Regions from separate parts of the Homo sapiens genome. Here regions 1 and 3 are each linked to region 2. The links are chromatin contacts, found by Hi-C or POLR2A ChIA-PET in ENCODE. All regions are on one chromosome and are shown on one strand. The core of a region is the stretch at or near the end of the contact, and the rest is flanking DNA. Distances in the headings are between cores, read along the strand shown. Region 1 holds the start of ZBTB39 (zinc finger and BTB domain containing 39). Region 2 holds the start of STAT2 (signal transducer and activator of transcription 2). Region 3 overlaps R3HDM2 (R3H domain containing 2).

Region 1 (3,466 bases), core at 580-3,079, 650 kb after region 2:
GGCAGCATCAAGCCCAGTATTCAGGAAGAGGTTCTGGAAGTAGCCAGCTGCACAGGCCAGCACAGCCTTGTGGGCCGGGAAGGAGCGGCTCCCCACCACAATGGTGACGTCGCACATGGTCTCTGAGAGCCGGCACTTGTTGAGTTCCTTCAGCAGGTTGTTGGGGTGGTTGGTGCTTTGCAGTTTGATCCTCATGCCCATCTTAGCAGCTCCTATGAAATTACCTCCTTATCAGCACAGTTAATCTGTGGATAGCAAGAGAAAAAGATGGATGGCCAAACACATCCGTGCAAAAGAGGGGCTATGCAGGAGAAAATACCATCACTCTGAATGCTTCCAAGCCCCAGGTAGGGATCAGGAGTAAACTGGCATGGAGAGTTCCTCCATTATGACAAGGCAATGACATCTCCCCCTGTATATACTCAAAGAGTTATGACAAAAACCAAAACGACTGATGACAATCTGATAGCTTGGTTTTAAGCTGGTGCCTAGAGACGAACCAGAGGCATTCCCTTGGACACAATCTTATACTTCATTACCAGAGCCACTGGATCAAATTTTTCTCCTATTAATTTCCTCCCAAATACAAGCTTTCCTAATTCATTGAGCATATTCTTTTCCCTCATGATGCCAAATACCATGCACATGCTTGAACACAACTATCAAAGCTCCACTAGCTACTGAGGAACATATAAGGTGGTTCCGTTTTTTAGCTTTGTCATTGCTGTGTCTTCAACCTCTCAATAATCTCCAAATAAATCTCACGTTCTTGAATCCCCATCTCTCTCTGCCTATACTACATACCCGCTCTCTGGCCTTTCGATAACCCAGAGCCCCTCCAGATATTGCTTTATCACAGTCCCTGTATTCTGTGAAGTTAAAACACTCAGAATGCACAGTAAGAAAAGTAGAACACAACTGTGGTAGTATTTAATATTACTTTAATATGTTGTATTCTTTTTCGCCACCCTTTTCGGGGTTTATATTTTGTTGTCCCTGCACTAACAGATTTACTTGATGCCGCAAGAAAGACTTCTAATTATACAGGTAAGACTCCTAGAGGCTTGTTCACTACCACTTTCTGCCCTTTCTGACTCCTGCACGACTAAGGAAGAAGAGCTACTTGCATCCCTGTTCAGTCTCACAACTCTGCCCAACACAGCCCCTTTCTCCATCTCTCCAGATTCTAACAACTCCCAACTTTTTCTGGGGCCCAGGAAGCGTCTAAGTATTGTGGGGTACCGGCCAAGCATCTCCCGGGCCCTGGTGGCCACCCCTGAACGATGGGCGGGTCGGAGCACTGGGCAGCCAGAGGAGAGGGTGGGAGAGGGGGAAGCTGGGAACTTCCAAGGACACCCCAACAATCCCCGGGCGCCGCGGTCTCCCCTCCGGAGTCGCATCTGGGAGGGAAGGGCGCTGCATCGGCTGGGGCGCTCCCTCTGGAGGCAACGAGCGCCTCAGTCCCTCCACAAACAGCGCGGGGCTCACCCGGGTGAGCCTGTTGGGGGCATGGGGCTGAATAAGGGGCCAAGCGAGGGGCGGCGGGGCCGGCCGGGGTCGGCGCGCGGGCGGGGAGGATGGGTCCGGCCGAAGGGAGCGGGCAAGAGGGACCCCAGCAAGAGCGAGATAAATGCCGGGCCGAAGGTCGGGCTTCGGCCAGGGGCAGCCCTCGGCCTGGCCGCGCTTACCCGGCTCTGCGGCGCCCCGAGCACCATCGCCGCCGCCGCTTCACACAAAGGCCCCGGCCCGCCGTGCCCGGCCCGACGAGGAGGCGGCGCCGCCGGCCGCGGCCAGACTCTCCATCCGCCGCGCGGCTCGCCGCGACGGCCCGGGCCGCCCCCGCCGCCCGGCCCGCAGCGCCCCCCGCCGTCCCGGAGGAGGCAGCGCCCCCCGCCGCCCGGCCGCAGCGCCCCCCGCCGCCCGGGAGGAGGCAGCGCCCCCCCACGGCGGGGCCGGGTCCAGGACCTGCGCGAGGGGTGCAGGGGCTTCCAAGTCCCCAGGCTGGCTTTTTCTAAGCGCCCATCCACTGTGCGCGGGACTTGGTGCCTGAAGAGTGAAAAACCCTATCCAAACTCTCTTCACCTCCCCTGTTCTACGCTCACAGTTCCAAAAGCTTCTCCTCAGAACATCTACTATGGGCATTTTACAAAATGTTGTAAGATTGTTTGATTACTATATATCTCCTCCACTAGGCTGTGGGCTTCCTGAAGGCAGGGATCTGTGGCTTTGCACACGGCCGCAGGTCCACACTGACCCTTACCACACTTCCTGGCACAATAAGTGCTTAATACATTAAGCCTGCTTGAATGAATGAAGGAGCACTTGAGGGCTAGACCGCTACTACTGGACCCTTCTGATAATCCACTGCTGTCCCTCCTTCCATCTAGGTGGCCAAATGAAGAAAGTCACCGGATCTCACTGTACTTTGGCACCCCAGGCCTGCTTCCTGAAGCCTGCCCTCCCCAACTCTGTGTAGAACTCGATCACTCTTCCTCCCCACCCTTCTCCCAAATCATCTTTTCAAATGCTTCTGCCCAAGAATTGTCATCAAACGAAAACCACCTACACTGCCTGCCCCACCCACCACCACCAAAGACATTAGAAGTCTTCGTCATGTCGCCCTCCCTCCCTCAGTACAGAGGAAGCTCTTAGGCTCCAAGACCCTTCAGTTTCATCCTCTCTCCCATCCCATCCCAGTCACTGCCTGAAAATAGCTTGCAGCCAAGGACAAACTCCCAGGACAGGCGCATGGTAGGATTCAGTAATTCCTTGATGGATAAGTGGAAAGGAAGGGACACACTGAATGTTGCCAACAGATCTAAGCCAGTTTGGCCATTCAGCAATTGTCCATTCTCTTGATGAATTTGGGAGATTGTGTGTCCTCCTTTCCACAACCTCATTAACTGGTGGCAGACTATACTGAAAGCAAGCACTATACCAAATGCTGCCAAACATGTAACATTTGTTAGCCAGGAGATACAAAAACAGCCATAGAACTGTTCTTATAGTTTGGGGATGAGGCATCTCACTTTACCATCTAGTGAAAGGGTCACTTAGAGGTTGACACAATGTTTCAGTGGCAGGCCCAGCTCTCACAGTTGTGCAAGGTGACTGAGTCTCCCTAAAGTGGAATATCACACAGCCAGCAGGTCCAGACCTCCAGCATGACTCTGGAGACAGAGGGCTGCTGGGCTTGCAAGGGCCTGGGCCTATACAGTCTTTCTAACCAACTGCCCCAGCCATCTCTGGAGGGTTGACCCCAATAAACTTCACATGAAAACAAATCATCCAAAAGACGCAGGTGAAAGTATATACCACTTATACTGAAGTCTTTTTAAAGTAAATCACCATATAGTCACAATAACAAACATATACAAAGTTAAATGGAGAAGAAAGGGCCAGGAATTTAGTCAAGGTCTTGTGGACCAGATCTCTTTAGGCATCAACTGTTTTACAACAGGAAAGG
Region 2 (3,850 bases), core at 471-2,970:
AGGCGCCCACTACCATGCCCAGCTAATTTTTGTATTTTTAGTAGAGATGGGGTTTCACCATATTGTCCAGGCTGGTCTGGAACTTCTGACCTCAGGTGATCTGCCCACCTTGGCCTCCCAAAGTGCTGGGATTACAGGGGTGAACCACCATGCCCGGCCACCTGAAGCTTTTTTAGGAGCCAAATCTTTTTGGTGGTCAGGTAAGTACACCATATAAACTGCCCTCCATATAGGAAGGAGGAGCTCCATTCTAGAAGACATCTAAATGCTGTGCAATGGGTGGCTCAATCCCAAGAATATGACACGTTTATGACCTGTGAATCTTGAATATGATTATAGGTTATCAACTTTGTGAGATCCTGAAACTTCACTTAAAATTGTTGCCTGTAATCCCAGCTACTCAAGAGGCTGAGGCAGGAGAATGGCTTGTACCCAGGAGGCAGGGGTTGCAGTAAGCAGAGATCACATCACTACACTCCAGCCTGGGTGACAAAGCAAGACTCTGTCTCAAAAGAACAACAAATTGGTTTTTGCCTGTCACCAAGCAGGCTGTCCCATGCATCTTTCTCCCCACTGTTCCCTGCTCACTGCCAGCTGGTGTCTATTTAGGAAACTGAAACTTATGCTTGTTGCAGCCTGAGCCTAACAGAACAGAATTCATGCATATTTGTGGTCTAAAAAGGTCACATGATTTTATTACAAAATAAAGAGAAATGCTTGGGGTGGGAGAGTCTTCTACTAACATGAATAACATCAGCTGCCTTTCTACCTCCAGCAGGAACAAGGGAAGGGAGGGATTGGGCAGGGGCTATTTTCATTTTAACTCTTTTAGTAGTGCTTGATTTTTAAAACTATGTATCTGTATTGCTTTTATGATACCAAAAAAAAGTTAAAAAAATGATCAGGTGGCCAGGCATGATGGCTCATGCCTGTAATCCCAGCACTTTGTGAGGCCCACAAGACGAGAGGATGGCTTGAGCCCAGGAGTTTGAGACCAAGCTTGAGCAACATAGTGAGATTCCATCTCCAAAAAAAAATTAATGATGAGGTCCCAATTCTTGAGGATTTAAGTGTCTGATATTAAAGGAGCAAGTCAGCAAAGATTCAAATATGAAAACAAAACAAAAAACCTGGTCTCCCCAAATGGATTGCAAACACTGAGGTTAAGGGCTGAAACAATTTTTTCTCATTATCTCTCATTCTTAGGCACATATTTTGCACTCAAGAAGCTTTTCTGAAATGAACTGAATTTTGTGTGTGACCTTAGGCAATCGTTTCATCTTTCAGTAGCTTATACTTTTTAACAAAACAAGGATAATAGATTTATCTATCTTTGTTTTTAGATTTATCTATCTTTGAACATCGTTTTTTGGTGAAGATAAAAAATAATGCAGAGCAGAGGGAAAAACGTCAGATACCGAACCAACATAACAATGCCAGATTCCGGGTCTCGGAAGCTGCAGGGCAGTTTTGGGAGAGGGGCATTAGGGTTAGGGAGATAGGCTGGACAGAAGAAGATCGAGGACCGAGCAGGCGACAGCTCCTATTTCAATCTGGGGACCGAAGCTACCCTCTCCAGGGGGTAACCCCTGGGGCCAGTCGCCCTTCCCTCGGAGGAACTCTCACTCTCACCCCCACCCCTACCCCAGCACACCCTCTCAGGGCCCGTACCTGATTAGGGTTGCAGTCCCCGCGCCCTCCAATGGCTCTGGTCGCGACTTCCCGTCCCTAGTATGAGCTCGGGTACTAGAACCTCGCGCCCCGCCTACAACTTCGGCTAACCCCCCTCGGACCCGCCCCCTTGTAGTTGGCAGCGGAAGTCCGGAGCGGCCCCCATTCCCAGCCGCCACCCCGACACTGGCTGCCATTCAGTCAAGCCCTTCCCAGACTGCGAGCTCACTGGCGCCGCCGCAACTCCGCCCCTCCGCAGGGCGGGACAAGCTGAGCCGAAACCACACCTGCAGCTTCAGCGATTGGTGGAGAAGTTCAAGTAGGCACTTTCTACGAGGGGAGGAGTCCAATTAGTGGACTAGCCCAAGACTGAAACAGCTGATTTTCGAGAACCCGCGCGTGAGCCCCGGAACCGAAACTAGCTTGAGGAGCCTGGAGACGCCAAGGGCTCCATGGGAAGGGGTGGGACCGGAATTTCGACGCCTTGGGATAGGAAGAGGAGGGCTGAGGTAATGAAAACAATTTTTTTTTATTTTTATTTTTTGAGACATGGTCTCGCTCTGTCACCCAGGCTGGAATGCAGCGGCGCGATCTCGGCTCGCTGCAGCCTCGACCTCCCAGGCTCAGGTGATTCTCCCGCCTCAGCCTCCCAGGTAGTTGGGACTACAAGCGTGCATAACTCCGCCAGGATAATTTTTTGTATTTATTGTAGAGACGGGGTTTCGCCATGTTGCCCAGGCTGATCTTGAACTCCTGACCTCAGGTGATCATCCCGCCTCAGCCTCTCACAGTGCTGGGATTACAGGCGTGAGCCACCGCACCTGGCTAATAGCTATTTATTGAAAGTACTGTGATAAGCATTTTAGATTCATTGTATCATTTTAAATTTACAGGGCAACTCATTGAGGTTAAAATCATTCTATCTCCTTTAGAAACTTCAAAACTGATCTTAGTTCAAGAAAGAAGTTACTATTCAGTGATCACCGAGGCTCTAACAAGTGGAGCCTAGATTCGAAACCAAACCCTGTGACTTCAACACCCAAACATTTACGTTCTTACGTTTTACTGTACAGCCTTCCTCCTGGATAAATCAGATTAAAATTTTGAAGACATGTATATAGCTTGTCAGGGTAGTACAGTTATTAATTCTGTGGTTACCACATTCTTTTATATCTCAAGACTCCCAGCCCCAGGATCTAAGTCATAGCTCTTGATTATGGCCCACCCCCAGTAGGGAGCTGAACTTACTACTTCTGATATGAAAGAAGCCAGAGTAGTTGTTTCTTCCAAGTCACTCACATCTGAGATGGCCCTCAAACCCTCCTTGGTGGTCTCCGGCTGAGAGATGTTTGCGTCTTTCTGATCTTGGTAATACTGGATCAACTGCTGAACCCCAGACCTTAATGCAGGTTTAAGTGCAGCACTGATCGCTAGACCCATAGGCCCCCCTGACATCCCAGCCATGGTCATCAGAAGGTCATATCCCAGATCTATGGCCCCATCTCGGCCTCGTTCCCTGGCCTTGCCCAGGCAGTTTTGAGTAGCATAATACAAAGCTGTGCCCAGGTTGTAGAAGGTTCCCACTCCTGGCAGCAGCTGGACTACATTGTGCACAGCTTGCTCCTTCTCATTCTCACAGTCCTCTGTCGGGAGGGAGCGCCCGACCCTTCCTGTGCTTTGCTGCTCCCTGGCTAACAGCTGCAGAGCAGAGGCCAGGGCTTCCACTGACACGTTCCTCTCTGTGCTTCTGCCTTTCTGGAGCCCTCGAAGATGCTGGATGAGGACCTGTGTAGCATTCACACCACCCTGGCGGTAGAGCTGTAGCTGTAGAGCCCAAACATCAGCCTGACAACCAGCTTCCTCCAGGGCATTCCTTAGAGCCAGGCTTACCAAGAACTTGGGTAGAGGGGCCATGTGGCTGAAACCAGGCAGTGACTTTGGGTGCAGAAATTGGCAGGACAAGGGGTCTGAGGAGGGTGTCTGGGATTCCAAGGACAAGGGAAAGTGCATCAAGACATTTGTCTGCTTTCCATATGAAGTGGCATCCACAGGGTGCAGCAGGAGGTAGCAAAGTAGCAGCTCAACTGGTATCATGATGAGTCTGAGGCCACGCATGTCTGGAGCAGAGTACCCTAGAAAGGGGAGAAATCCGAAACATACAAACCATTTCCCTAAGGGC
Region 3 (3,508 bases), core at 468-2,967, 920 kb after region 2:
AGAGAAAAGTACACATACAAGGACACTATGCTTCAGTAGGGAGCAAGGTAAACTGAAGTGAACGAGACTTACTGGGGTAGATGGTGGTAGAACAAGAAAGTTAGGACTATAGAAAGAACTGACTTAGACTAAGATAGAGGACTGCAATGACTTGCATGCAAATTACATTTAGACACAAAGTAGGATTTCCTAGATCTTCACTGTTCTTTGTTTCAGCTTCATTTCACAATATTTGAGATAGGGCAATACTGGGCCATTCTGGGGTCTTTGCACTCTAGTTTCTAGTTCATGGGGTATTAGTGTTTGGGACTTGCTTCTTACACCTAGGGAAGAAATATATCTAAGGCCAAGCTGGACTAATAAGCAGAGGGATGAGGGAGCCTGGGAGGTAACATGAGAATGTAAACTACAGCAGAAAAGACTGCAGACACATGGGCTTTCCAGCTACCAGAGAATACTTCAGGATAAAGTATGGGGCTCTCCTCAAAAAGAGCTCTATTCGTGTGAGAAGGGAGTAAGTGAAGATCTCAGCACAGCTCTGCTCGGAGTATTAAGGTGACTTTTTTTTTTTTTTTTTTTTTTGAGACAGGGTCTTACTCTGTCGCCCAGGCTAGAGAGCAGTGGCGCGATCTCGGCTCGCCGCAACCTCCGCCTCATGGGTTCAAGCGATTCTCCTGCCTCAGCCTCCCTAGTAGCTGGGATTACAGGCACCCGCCACCATACGTGGCTAATTTTTGTATTTTTAGTAGGGACCGGGTTTCACCATGTTGGGCAGGCTGGTCTTGAACTCCTGACCTCAGGTGATTCACCCGCCTCAGCCTCCCAAAGTGCTGGGATTACAGGCTTGAGCAACCATGCCTGGCCTTAAGGTGACTTTTAAACATAGTCACCTTAATGACAATGGCCAGGCATGGTGGCTCATGCCTGTAATCTCAGCACTTTAGGAGGCCAAGGAGGGAGGATCACTTGAGCCCACAAGTTTGAGACCAGCCTAGGCAACATAAGCAAGACCCTATCTCAAAATAATAATAATAACAATACATTTTTTAAAAATTAAAAGAAAGAAATAAAACAGAATACTGAAGTTCTGGTTTAGAACAGGACTGATTCTTAGGCTAATGACCTTCCTGGTCTCCACAGATGCAAAACTTCACTTAAACTCTAGTTGGTACCAACATTTACCAGTCCAGCAACAGAAGGAGAAGGATACAGCCCTTTTGAGTCATGGAAAACAAAGACACATTTGGAGTCTTTGTGTTTCGTGGCATATGTATGGAAGGGGTCTTGAGTGTTATTTCTTTTTTCCGCAAACCCCAACACATAAATAGGTGTTTATGGGTCCACATAGTTGGTCAGATGATGGTGGAAGTTATAATCTTTTCAAGTTCCAATATATAGATGTAATGGAAAAAAATGCCTTGTTAATTACACATGGACATAGAGGGAGATGGGGTACAGTAGAAATGTGGTATGAAATAAAAGATTCTACTGACAATGTTCAGGAAGCAGAGGAAGAAATATAAAGCAAAAAACCCCCAAGCTGACTCAGTAGTTATTTGGCAAAACCTTTGCTCAAGGTTCTTCTTTCCCTACAACTAACAAATGAGAAATGGGGGAGAGAGTGGCATGTCTCCAAAAACTGATCCTTCCTGCCACCCACAGCACAAGAGACATGACGGTACATCTAAAGTTTGCTTGAATCAGAGTGGAGAGGACTCTGACACTGAGTGGTGACTCACCTGTGAGATCATGTGATTATTCAAGGGTGGCTGTTGCTGAGGCGTGGGTGGGAGAGCAGGAAGTTGCTGCTGCTGCTGCTGCTGTTGCTGCTGGGCAGTACAAGGGAGAAGCCCCCGGACAGACTGGGATGAGGTGACCTGGTTGCACACTTCTGGGGCACCTAGTGCCATACCTAAGGCAAAGAAGAAACCCACAAAAAGTTGTAAGCATAAGCCACGAACACATTATCCCTGGAAGCTTAGTCAGAGGGCTCTACTTTTTCTTTGCCTTTCCTCTTTATTCCCTTTTGTCCCCTCCCCCACTGTCTTTTGAAGATTCACAGATGAGCACAGATGCATTTCAGCTGCCTTGCTGATGCCAGTCCTCCTCTTTGCAGGCTTCTGCTCCCTAGGGACAGGAACCACCTTGACTGTCAAGTTTGGTTATGAAATTGAACAAAATGTGAGGCTGCTGAAGCACCTCCCCTGAAGTGTCTGGAATCTGTCCATCAAACTTAGATAGCTGAAAATATAAATGCTTACTTCCTGGGAAGGCACAGATTTTTGGTCTCTTAAGAGATCCGTCCTTTTGCTAGAGAGAGAGAGATCTGTCTTCTCTTTGCTTTCTTCTCAATTTGCAACATCTCTTATAAAAGTTGCTGAGGGCCGGGCGCAGTGGCTCATGCCTGTAATCCCAGCACTTTGCGAGGCTGAGGCGGGTGGATCACCTGAGGTCAGGAGTTTGAGACCAGCCTGGCCAACCAACATAGTGAAACTCCGTCTCTACTGAAAATATAAAAATTATCCGAGCTTGAGGGTGGGCGCCTGTAATCCCAGCTACCTGGGAGGCTGAGACAGGAGAATCGCTTGAACCCAGGAGGCAGAGGTTGCAGTGAGCTGAGATCGCGCCATGACACTCCAGCCTGGGCGACAAGAGCGAGACTCGGTCTCAAAAAAAAAAAAAAAAAAAATGTTGCTGAGAAAACTTCAAGCATACACATAACCTTTATCCAACTCATTTCCCCATTTCTAGGCTCTCCAAGGCATGAACTCATTCAACACAACATACTTTACTATGTGCCAAGCACTGTATAATGAACTAAAGACATAAAGATGAGTGAAACACAGTCCTTGCCCTTAACAGCACAGGAACTTTTTTCTTTTTTTGAGACAGGGTCTCACTCTGTCGCCCAGGCTGGAATGCAGTGGCACGATCTTGGCTCACTGCAACCTCCACCTCCCAGGTTCAAGCGATTCTTCTGCCTCAGCCTCCCAAGTAGCTGGGATTACAGGCACCCACCACCACGCCCAACTAATTTTGATGTCTTTGGTAGAGATGGGGTTTTGCCTTGTTGGCCAGGCTGGTTTCGAACTCCTGGCCTCAAGTGATCTGCCTGCCTCTGCCTCCCAGAGTGCTAGAATTACAGGTGTGAGCCACCATGCCCAGCCAACAGCACAGGAACTTCTGATGGGAGATAGACATCCACATGACAATTATAATCTGATAAGGATAAGGAATACATCAGTGATATCGACAAAGTTGCATGAAAGCAAAGATGAGGAAGCAAAAACTCCTGGGAGGGTCAGGAAAGGATTTAAAGAGGGGTCAGCAGGAAAGCTGGGGTTGAAGAATGACAGATGCTTATAAGACCAAGAGGAAACAAAGCTAATGCCATATTCAAGAAATGGTTGGTTGGGTGTGGTGGCTCATGCCTGTAATCCCAGCACTTTGGGAGGCTTAGGTGGGTGGATCACCTGACATCAGGAGTTTGAGACCAGCCTGGCCAACG

Evidence for each region. A loop is a pair of places that touch in the nucleus more often than their neighbours do. ChIA-PET counts read pairs that join two places held with the same protein, here RNA polymerase II (POLR2A). Pooled maps may share reads with other maps.
Region 1: a pooled map shows a loop between it and region 2 (3-fold over the local background). The contact joins the promoter of ZBTB39 here to the promoter of STAT2 in region 2. A Hi-C loop is called at or near these places in 1 of 50 pooled maps. POLR2A ChIA-PET finds 5 or more read pairs at or near these places in 2 of 52 experiments (CD8-positive, alpha-beta memory T cell and HepG2).
Region 3: a pooled map shows a loop between it and region 2 (5-fold over the local background). The contact joins the enhancer-like site here to the promoter of STAT2 in region 2. A Hi-C loop is called at or near these places in 2 of 50 pooled maps. POLR2A ChIA-PET finds 5 or more read pairs at or near these places in 3 of 52 experiments (HEK293, WTC11 and activated CD4-positive, alpha-beta T cell).

The regions. Positions count from the first base shown.
Region 1 is chr12:57,004,717-57,008,182 of GRCh38, forward strand. It overlaps ZBTB39 (zinc finger and BTB domain containing 39), which reads right to left and starts at 1,830. Exons shown (of 2, transcript NM_014830.3): 1 at 1,689-1,830; 2 at 1-245. The coding sequence starts at 201. RefSeq lists silencers at 1,499-1,648, 1,669-2,028.
Region 2 is chr12:56,358,387-56,362,236 of GRCh38, forward strand. STAT2 (signal transducer and activator of transcription 2) reads right to left here and starts at 1,721. Exons shown (of 24, transcript NM_005419.4): 1 at 1,672-1,721. It overlaps APOF (apolipoprotein F), which reads right to left. Exons shown (of 2, transcript NM_001638.4): 2 at 2,182-3,803. The coding sequence ends at 2,839. RefSeq lists enhancers at 588-787, 619-788, 1,864-2,043, 2,114-2,203.
Region 3 is chr12:57,278,619-57,282,126 of GRCh38, forward strand. R3HDM2 (R3H domain containing 2) reads right to left here. Exons shown (of 24, transcript NM_001394031.1): 14 at 1,740-1,912. Among named protein-coding and RNA genes, the nearest start is that of STAC3, 29 kb to the left of the region's middle. RefSeq lists an enhancer at 1,162-2,361. Within about 2 kb of position 1,718, at least 19 of the 41 ENCODE cell types and tissues checked have a DNase peak (open chromatin) inside an H3K27ac peak, as active enhancers do.